2 separate regions of the Homo sapiens genome follow, and region 2 is linked to region 1. The links are chromatin contacts, found by Hi-C or POLR2A ChIA-PET in ENCODE. All regions are on one chromosome and are shown on one strand. Each heading gives the region's core, a stretch centred on a gene start or an enhancer-like site at or near the end of the contact. The rest is flanking DNA. Distances are from core to core; before and after follow the strand shown.

The links. A loop is a pair of places that touch in the nucleus more often than their neighbours do. ChIA-PET counts read pairs that join two places held with the same protein, here RNA polymerase II (POLR2A). Pooled maps may share reads with other maps.
Region 2: a loop to region 1 is called in a map of naive thymus-derived CD4-positive, alpha-beta T cell, with 2.3 times the contacts of the local background. The contact joins two enhancer-like sites. A Hi-C loop is called at or near these places in 3 of 168 maps with a recorded cell type or tissue (K562, endothelial cell of hepatic sinusoid and naive thymus-derived CD4-positive, alpha-beta T cell) and 5 of 50 pooled maps. POLR2A ChIA-PET finds 5 or more read pairs at or near these places in 9 of 52 experiments (AG04449, AG04450, GM12878 and 6 more).

The regions. Positions count from the first base shown.
Region 1 is chr12:94,939,420-94,944,739 of GRCh38, reverse strand. No RefSeq gene overlaps it. Among named protein-coding and RNA genes, the nearest start is that of NDUFA12, 62 kb to the left of the region's middle. RefSeq lists a silencer at 3,136-3,185. Within about 2 kb of position 3,124, at least 4 of the 41 ENCODE cell types and tissues checked have a DNase peak (open chromatin) inside an H3K27ac peak, as active enhancers do.
Region 2 is chr12:94,985,592-94,990,911 of GRCh38, reverse strand. The region is part of intron 3 of NDUFA12 (NADH:ubiquinone oxidoreductase subunit A12); the gene reads left to right. Among named protein-coding and RNA genes, the nearest start is that of NDUFA12, 15 kb to the left of the region's middle. RefSeq lists an enhancer at 1,040-1,551. Within about 2 kb of position 2,976, at least 2 of the 41 ENCODE cell types and tissues checked have a DNase peak (open chromatin) inside an H3K27ac peak, as active enhancers do.

The DNA of each region.
Region 1 (5,320 bases), core at 1,875-4,374:
CTGGGCCCCAGTTGTCTATTCTCTAGACAATTGCAATGGTCTCCTAACTGGTCTCCACGTATGCCCTTATCTACCTATTTTTGTACCCAACAACCTTAATTATCTTATTAGAATTTTAACCAGATATATAATTCAATGTAAAACCCAAATTATTTCTTTTTTTTTTCCTTTAATTTTTTTTGAGGTAGGTTCTCACTCTGTCACTCAGGCTGGAGTACAGTGGTGCAATCATGGCTCACTGCAGCCTTGACCTCTGGGCTCAAGCAATCCTCCCGCCTCAGCCTCCCAAAGTGCTGGAATTACAGGTATGAGCCCTGGTACCTGGCCCCAAACTTCTTACTGTGTCTTAGAAGGCCTTCTGGCCGGGCGCGGTGGCTCACGCCTGTAATCCCAGCACTTTGGGAGCCTGAGGCGGGTGGATCATGAGGTCAGGAGATCGAGACCATCCTGGCTAACAAGGTGAAAGCCCGTCTCTACTAAAAATACAAAAAATTAGCCGGGCGCGGCGGCGGGCGCCTGTAGTCCCAGCTACTCGGGAGGCTGAGGCAGGAGAATGGCGTGAACCCGGGAAGCGGAGCTTGCAGTGAGCCGAGATTGCGCCACAGCAGTCCGCAGTCCGGCCTGGGCGACAGAGCGAGACTCCGTCTCAAAAAAAAAAAAAAAAAAAAAAAAAAGAAGAAGGCCTTCTATGATCTGTTTCCTACCCACCTCTTTAATCTCACCATTCAAACCACTGGCCTTCCTTCTGTTTCTTCAACACGCCCACCCCTTTCCTGCCTTGTGGTCTTTGCACTTCCTGTTACCTCTGTCTAGAATCCTCTGCCTGTATTCTTTGCATAGCAATCCCTTTCTGATCTTTCAGGATTCAGTTCACAGGTCATCTTCCCATGGATGCTTTTCTGGTCTCACCTGTCTAAGGAGACCTCCACCCTTATTACTCTGTATCATCTTGTCACATTGTTTATTTCCATCAGAGCACTTATCAGAATATGGAAGTGCTTATTTATTTATTTGTTTATATTTTGTTTCTTTCTCTTGTCTGTAAGCATCACTCACTCGTCCCACTGCACAGTTCTGGAGACTATTTACAAAGCTTGTTACAGGACATGATACTCCAGGGAGATTTCTAAATACCCACCATCCAGTAGGTACCTCCAGTGCTCCCAGTAATGAGGTACTTCTTTAAATTCTTCTTCTTATTATTATTCTTTTTTTTTTGAGATGGAGTCTCGCTCTGTCACCAGGCTGGAGTGCAGTGGCACAATCTCTGCTCACTGCAACCTTTGCCTCCCAGGTTCAAGCGATTCTATTGCCTCAGCCTCCTAAGTAGCTGGGACTACAGGCGTGCGCCACCACACCCAACTAATTTTTGTATTTTTAGTAGAGCCAAGGTTTCACCATATTGGCCAGGATGGTCTCTATCTCTTGACCTCGTGATCTGCCTGCCTTGGCCTCCCAAAGTGCTGGGATTACAGGCATGAGCCACCACGCCTGGCCTACTTCTTTAAATTCTGTCACTTGACCAGCCTGGCCAACATGGTGAAATCCCGTCTCTACTAAAAATACAAAAATTAGCTGGCCTTAGTGGCAGGCACCCATAATCCCAGCTACTTGGGAGGCTGAGGCAGGAGAATTGCTTGAACCTGGGGGGTGGAGGTTGCAGTGAGCCGAGATCGCACCTCTTCACTCCAGCCTGGGTGACAGAGCAAAACTCAAAAAAAAAAAAAAAATCCTATCACTTCATCTTCCCATACGGAGCTTCTATTGCCATGATACCAGCAAGGAACTGTCTCAGAGAGGGTTAGATGACTTGCACAAGGCCACATAGCCACTAAGAAGTGATGGGGGCAGGATGTGGGCCCACATCTGCCTGGTTCTGAAGGCCTCTCTCTTTCTACCATGTTGCACAACTCAAGACGAGGTGGAAGAAACACCAAAAAAACCCACAATTTACAGTGCTGCCTCTTTTCTTCTTTGACTTGACCAACTTTAAACATCAACTCTCTAACACTTGTGGACAAACATTCACTAGCTACCATCCTTTCATTTGGGAAACCACTCTCTCCTGTGCCATCGGAATCCTGCTCTGCCATAAGGTGCCGGGGGCACCAACACCACCCCTCCCTCTTCCCACCTTGAGAGTGTGCATGCGACCTGGGCTGGCCGGATTATTTCTTCTGCAGTTCTCCACAATGGGTCCAGGAACGGGCAAGTGATCTGAATCGGGCCAGTCAGCCTCCTCCTTGAAACTTTGGTGGTACTCTGGGGACAGTCATTGCTCTGGGGTCATCATTCATTAGCACCGCAGTAGTCAGGAGCTGCAAGTGGCCACCTTAGTCATGTAGAATCTTATGGAAAATGAAGCCAAATAGAAGACAGCTATAAGGGATGGATGAAGAGAGAGACTAAAACAGACGCCAAATAGCATAATTTCAGCAGTGGAACCCAGTGACCCAGCCATTTATTTATTGGGTTGTTTGCTTAACATCTATCTCCTCACTAAGCTAGCTCCACAAGGGTAAGAATGATGTCTTCTGTGTTCACCACTGTCCCCACAGTGCCTCAGGCAGTGGCTGTCATGAAGTAGGTGCTCCCTACAGATATGGATGAGAGTATGGTTTCTACCAGCAGTGTCTGAGCTCACAGCATAATGATAATATTCCAGAGAAATCATCTCGGTCTCCAGCTTTTGGAATGAGCTGGCTGGGTACATGGGGCTTGATTAAAATTGGAGGAGACATAGTTAATCTTAGAGTCAACCTTATGACATAAGCCAAGTCCTTTTACAAAAACTAGGTTTCAATGGGTATGCATTGAAACTGGGCGGGGATAATGTGTTCTGGCTCTGTTCTTTAAAAGTGTGTATGATGTCTGAGGCCCTGTCATTTAATTTGATTCTAATATGTCTTTAAACATCCTGTCAGATTATAACCTGATTTATCACTCACTCAAGAGGCTAAAAATAGGAGGTGATACAAGAGGTTAACATCACTTAGCAGTGAGTGTTTTCTCAAAGGGACAGACATAGATCAGAGGAAGCACGTCATTCATTCCTATCCACAGGCTGGGCACGCCTGGTGCTTGGCAATTGTTTCAGAATGAAATGACTCTTGAGCTGAACGTGTCATCATTTGGGAGGGGCAGTCTGAGAGGGTTGCAGAAGATGCGATGACTGAAAATCTTCCTCCAGCCAGCCCCTGCTCAGCAGTCCCCAGGAGCCCGCAATGGTCCCCGATTGCTGGCTGCTCTTGGCTGGTTTCCAGGACAGCCGTTTACACAGTGGAATGAACCATGGGAATGGAAGAAAATTTGAAATTTCTTTTTTTTTTTTTTTTGGGAAAAACAGCTGATCTTGCATTGTGTTCCAGCTTCCCTCTTGGTAAAATAGAAATTGTTTACATTTCCCCCTTGGAGGCTGCTAAGCCCTTAGAGAGCCTCAGAGGAGGGGCAGTGTGAAAATAAAGGCTACAAATTCTTACAGTGCTGGCTAAAAAGAAGGCACTGACCTCTGACATCTCAAATTCAGGGAGCAGAATAAATGAAACAGCAACATGCTCACTCCAGGGTAGGCAGAGCACAGGACTGGAATTAGGGATGGAAGAAGGACATGAACATCTATGGAACATGTAACTGTGTGCTGGACACGGCATTAAGTATTACCTGCTGTTGTAGGCAGTGGGCTGCCCTAACAGGGTATCACAGGCTGGGTGGCTTATAAACAGCAGAAATTTATTTCTCAAAGTTCTGGAGACTGGAAGTCCAAGATCAGGGTGCCAGCATGGTTGGCTTCTGATGCAGGCTTTCTTCTTTTTTTGTGTGTGTTTTTTGAGATGGAGTTTCACTCTGTCGCACAGGCTGGCGTACAGTGCCGCAATCTCGGCTCGCTGCAACCTCTGCCTCCCAGGTTCAAGCGATTCTCCTGCCTCAGACTCCCACGTAGCTGGGACTATAGGCATGCGCCACCAGCTAATTTTGTATCTTTAGTAGAGACGGGTTTCAGCATGTTGGCCAGGCCGGTCTCGAACTCCTGACCTCAACTGATCCACTTGCCTTGGCCTCCCGAAGTTTTGGGATTACAGGCATGAGCCACCATCCCTGGCCTGATGGCAGGCTCTCTTATGAGTTGCAGACTGCCAACTTCTTGTATCCTTAGACGGCAGAATGGGGGCTAGAGCTTTCTGGGGCCTCTTTTATAAGGCACCAACCCCATTCATGAGGGCTCTGCTCTCATGACTTAATCACCTCCCAAAGGGCCCTACCTCCTAATACCATCACATTGGGGTTTAAATTTCAACATATGAATTCTGGGTGGGGTGGGGTGGGTGTCACAAATATCCAATCCATAGCACCTACTTACCTAATAGGAATTACCATGGTATATGGTGTTACCTTAAGTTGATATTAACCCATTCTATGAATGAATAAGCTGATTCTCAGGGAATTTAAGTAATTCCTAAGCCAGTAAGTGGAAGAAGCAGGATTCATCCTGAAGACTGGCTCCAAAGTCCCAATGTCTTTCCTCTCATTGTCATATCATTGCTACCTATACACATCAATAAGGCCTAAAAATGAGAATGAGCTTGCCTGAGTGTAACTGTGGCTCCAGGGCCCCTGCTTTAGCTAGGGAAGGGCATTTGATGAGAGGCTCTCGCTACTCTCTGGAGGTTAGATGGCTCCATTTCATGGACACTAACGTTTGGAAAGAAGCCAGACCTTCTCTTTTGTGCCCTCTGAGCTTCCTTTGGATATTTCAGAGCCTCCCCTCCTGCGGCCTCCAGCCCTCTTGGGCTTCACTCTGGCTATCCACTTAGGCTCTATCCCTTGCTTCTTCCTAAATACTATCTCTGTCTCCTACAAAACTTATTCACCTGGGGCCAGGCACGGAGGCTCACGCCTGTAATCCCAGCACTTTGGGAGGACGAGGCGGGCGAATCACCTGAGGCTGGGAGTTTGAGACCAGCCTGGCCAACGCGGTGAAACCTTATCTCTACTAAAAATACAAAAATTAGCCCGGCCTGGTGGCGGGTGCCTGTAATCGCAGCTACTCAAGAGGCTGCGGCCGGAGAATTGCTTGAACTCGGGAGGCGGAGGTTGCAGTGAGCAGAGATCACGCCACTGCACTCCAGCCTGGGTGACAGAGTGAGACTCCGTCTCAAAAACAAAAAACAAAAAACAAAAACTTATTCACCTGGATCTTCTTTCTTCGGGCCTTGGAAAGTCATTAACTTGCTTATCTGCTTAGCAAGCTAATTCATGCCAAAGTATTAATGATAAAAATGTGTAACACTTTTCTTGGAGCTATGGGCAGTGTTCAGTAAGT
Region 2 (5,320 bases), core at 1,727-4,226, 46 kb before region 1:
AGTTTGTTTGTTTTTCAAATACTGTGAGCTAAGCAAAACATATTTGTACTGTACATTTTTGCTGAGCTATAACCAGATTTCAACCCCTGTTCTACTACTTGGACTAATTGTGAGCACTGACTGTGTCAGTGATGTAATTTGAAGAATATGATAATGGATAATATCTTTAAAAGCTCACTGGGGCTTGGTGTGGTGGCTCATACCTGTAGTCCCAGCACTTTGGAAGGCTGAGGCATGAGGCTCGCTTGAGGCCAGAAGTTTGAGACCAGCCTGGGCAACATAACAAGGCCTCATCTCTATAAATAAAAAAAGTTTTAGAAAATTAGCCAGGCATGGTTGTACATGCCTGTAGTTCCAGCTACTTGGGAGGCTGAGGTGGGAGGATCCCTTCAGCCCAGGGGTTTGAGGTTGCAAGGAGGTATGATTGCACCACTGTACTCCAGCGTGGGTGACAGAGTGAAACCCTGTCTCTGAATAAAAAAAGCTCTTTGGTTCTTACCGTGAGAAAGCAGCACTGATTAGGAGCTTTCTCATGCTACATCATTTGGGGATTGCTGTTGCACTCTTTTTAGTGGGAAATAACAACCTGTGGTTCCGTTAAGGTCTGAGGAGCTGTGGGGTTTTTTTGTTTTTTTTTTTTCCACATTCTATGTCTCTTTATTTTTTTCCTTCAACTTTTATTCTAAGCTCCAGGGTACATGTGCAGGATGTGCAGGTTGACATAGGTAAACATGTGCCATGATGGTTTGCTGCACAGATCATCCTATCACCTAGGTATTAAGCCCAGCATGCATTGAGCTTTGGTTTTAGGTTTAGAACCATCAACCTTCTCCAAAGGGGCATTCTATATGTTAGGAGGACTATTTGAGACCAAGGTGTCAACATGGAATTCAGGCTTTAGGAGCTGAGGTGTCCTGGTTTTTGTTTAACTGAGAGATTGTTTCTTGGGTGGAATTGGTCCTGGGAGGCTATAGAAGGCATGTGAGCTGTCTTATTCAGATTGACATCTACCTGCTTCAAAATGTTCATCTAACATTGGTGCTCAGGGGCCACATTTTGGGAGATGAGGGGTAGGGGTGTGATTTCAATTATGTGCGATTAATTATGTTTAAAATTATAAAATAGTAAAAACCTGAAAAGCTAAAAGTTCTATTCAGTGGAGCAAGTCCTTTTATTTGATCTGAGACCACATGAAAATGAAGCTAAGAGCTGTAGAAGATCACTCCAGCAGGTGCCTAAGGGCAAGTGAGGATTCAAAGCTGCATTTCTTTGTGGAGAGGAGCCTCCTAAGGTCTGAGTACCTTTGATGACCCTTATTTGTATGGGAAGCTTCACGGCTTGTGATGAATCTTTTTAGGGAGAAATGGTGTTGAACAAGCTTAGCTGTTTGTTTCTCAAACCCCTCTTTGTTGACCGTGACACACTGTGGAATTCTAAATCTGTGGATTCTTACCTTTGATTCATGAATAAATTTGATGTTGGGTTGATATATCTCTAATTAGAGAGCTAGGTATTATCACGTGTAGAGAGTAATTGTACAGATACAATTTATCATCCCTATTCAAATAACTATTTAGTACCTACCAGGTGCCAAGAACCTGGGGTAAAGCAGTGAATAAAACAAGGTCCTTGTTTTCATAGGGGAAGGCAGAAAAACATCCTTTATATAATTGTGGTAATGAAAAATGCAAGGAAGATAATATGAAGCTGGGCCTCATGGGAATCAAGAGCAATGGAAGGGTCAGGTGGCTGTTTTATACAGCAGTTAGAGAAAGCTTCTTTGAGAAAGTGACATTTGAGGAAAGACGTAGAAGCGGGGAGAAAGCGTTCCAGGCAGAGGGAACCACAGGTGCAAAGCCTGTATGTTTGAGATGTATTGCTTGGTCTGTTCAAAGAACAGCAGTATGGCCAGTTTGGCTGGAATGGAATGAGTGAGGGGAAGATGTTAAGAAACGAGGTAGGAGAAATAGCTAGGGCCCAAATCATGTAGATGTTGTAAGATGAAAGGTTCTTGTATCGGCTCGAACCCTGAGAGTGCATCAGCAGACAACATGGCAGTGTGGAGCAACACACTGTTTTAATGAGCGCCTGGGTGCAGGTGGGCTGATGCCTAAAATGGCGTTAGCACCAAATGAGGATGGGGCAGGGGTTTTATAGTCTCCTGTAAACAGGAAGTGTCTCAGTCTGATGTAACTGCTACATAGTACCTGGACGGCCTGCCCCTCAATCTTCAAGGGGGTATGTGTCTTTCGGCCAGCTCTCTTCCTGCTTCTGCTGTCTTGCTGACCCACGCTGCTGGCCCAAGCTTGGGACTGGGCCTGAGAAGGGAGGAGTTATTCATCTCTTCAAGCTTTCAGGCCTCAGGGAGAATCTTTCAGTAAGCCATGGTACATACTTCGGCTTTTTGTCTGAATTTATTTGGAAGTCACTGGAAGGTAAGATAGGGTGTGATCTGATTTACAGTTTTTTAACATTTGGAATAATCCCGAACTTTCAGAATCATTACTAATATTTTAATAAAAGTAAGTTGCCAAATTGATGCCCCATCACTCCTGAATACTTTAGTGTGTACGTCTTGCAAACAAGAACATTGTCCTACATAACCACAATATGACCATAAATATCAGGAAAGTAACAAAGATACACTATGAAAGGGAGGCAAAATTTTACCCTTATCCTCTTAGGGCTTTTTGGTTGGGCTTGAGAATTAAAGACATGTTAACAGGAGAAAAGCATACAAATTTATTTAATATAAGAGTTCCGTGATGTGGAGCCCTCATAAGGGATGAAGACCCAAAGATGCAGTTCATGTTGAACACTTAGATACTGAATTGGACAAGGAGTAGAACACTGAAAATGAGAAGACAAAGGGACTTGGGCTTGAGTAGGTTAATTGGGTGGAGAAGTGACTAAGAAGATAAAAGTTAATTTAACAACGTTTGTGCAGATTTCCCTTGACCTCAATTTCCTGTCCTTGATGTAGAATGATAGTTTCCTTCTGGTATAGGGAGGATATCTTTGATGTGGGAATTTTTTCTCCTGCTTTCAGAAAGAAAAAGGCCATATTATTCTTGTGCCTGCTGTTTTTCTTTACCTTTTTTTTTTTTTTTTTTTTTTTTTGAGACAATGTCCTGCCCTGTCACCCAGGCTGGAGTGCAGTGGTACAGTCTGCAGCCTCGACCTCCTGGGCTCAAATGATCCTCCTATCTCAGCCTCCCAAGTAGGTGGGATTACAGGCATGTGCCACTACACCTGGCGAATTTTTGTATTTTAAGTAGAGACGGGGTTTCATCATGTTGGCCAGGCTGGTCTTGAACTCCTGGCCTCAAGTGATCTGCCTACCTTGGCCTCCCAAAGTGCTGAGATTACAGGCATGAGCCACCACACCCAGCCGTGCCTGCTGTTGTTCAAGTGCCTTTAACTCAGCATAGTCCATATGCCAGAGCTGCATATTTTGGAGCAGCGTGTTCTGAACTTCAGCCACTCAGGTTTCGTCAGTTGTCCCAACAGTGTCCTTTATAGAGAGATCCAATCACACATTTCATATGGATCTCAAGTTCTTTAGTCTCCTTCACACTTGATTGGTTCCTCAACTTTTCTGTGATTTTCATGACCTTGACGCTTTTGAAAATTACTTGACAGTTATATTGTTGAAGGTCCCTCAGTGAGTTTGTTGAATGTTTCCTCATGACTAGGTTCAGGCTATGCTTCTGTGACATTCCTGTCACTGAAGCCATGTTTTTCTTGTTGCACTCTATTAAGTAGCAGCTGATTTGTTTTTGTCCTATTATTAATGAAAACCTCTATCACGTGATTAAGGGGTCTGCCGGTTTTCTCCATTCTAAAGTTACTAATTTTCCCTTTGAAATTAATTAGCATTTTGTGGGGAGACACTTTGAGGTTATGTAAGTATCCCCTTACTCATCAAAGCTTTAATTCATTATTTGTATCTGTATCAACTCCTATTTTAATCAATGGGTTATAATCCATTGCTTTAAATGGTTCTTTTATTGTTCAAATTGGGCTCAATTTGACTAGTTGGAACCCATTCAAGCTGCATTTGGAGTTCTTTGGAGGTTTTTAGAGGGGAGGGGTTCTCAGTTTTTAAAAATATTTTATTTGAGATAGGGTCTCACTCTGTCGCCCAGGCTGAGTGCACTGGTGCTTTCACAGCTCACTCCAGCCTCAACCTCCTGGGCTTAAGCCATCCTCCTGCCTCAGCCTCCCAAGTAGCTGGGACTACAGGGGTGCATCACCACAACCTGCTGGTTTTTTTTTAGGAGATAGGGGTCTCACAGTGTTGCCCAGGCTAAAATTTTATTTTTAATTGACAAATAATAATTGTATATATTTGTGGGGTACAATATGATGTTTTGATACATGTTTACATTGTGGAATGATTAAATCAAGCCAATTAGTAAATCAATTACCTCACATACTTATCATTTTTTTGTGGTAAAAACACTTAAAATTATTTTAGCAATTTCCAAATATACAGTGAATTATTATTTATTACAGTCACCATTCTGTGCAGTAGAGCACTAAAGCTTAGTCCTCCTAACTGAAATTTTGTACTCTTTTATCAACATCTCCTCTTTCTTATACTCTCCACTCCTCCTGCCCGTGGTAACCACCATTCTACTCTGCTTGTTTTTCTTTTTTTTTCTTTTGAAGACAGGGTCTTGTTCTGTCTCCCAGGCTGGAGTTCAGTGGCACATTAATAGCCCACTACAGCTTCAATATGCTGTGCTCAAGCGATCTTCCCAACTCAGCCTCCTGAGTAGCTGAGACTAGCTTATTTATTTATTTATTTATTTATTTATTTAGAGACAGAGTTATGCTCTTGTCGCCCAGACTGGGATGCAGTGACGTGATCCCAGCTCACCGCAACCTCTGCCTCCCGGGTTCAAGCGATTCTCCTGCCTCAGCCTCCTGAGTAGCTAGGATTACAGGTGCACACCACCATGCCCAGCTAACTTTTGTATTTTTAGTAGAGACGGGGTTTCACCATATTGGCCAGGCTGGTCTCAAATTCCTGACCTCAGGTGATCTGTCCACCTCGGCCTCCCAGAGTGCTGGGATTACAGGTGTGAGCCACTGTGCCTGGCCTATTTTTATTTTTAGTAGAAGTGAGCTCTTGCTATGTTGCACAGTCTGATCTGGTTTCCCTGATGATTAGTGACAATGAGCATTTTTTTCATATAGCTGTTGACCATTTGTATGTCTTCTGAGAAATGTCTGGGTACTTTGTCCCTGCCAACCGCTTTTTTTTTTTTTTTTTTTTTGAGATGGAGTCTTGTTCTGTCTCCCAGGCTGGAGT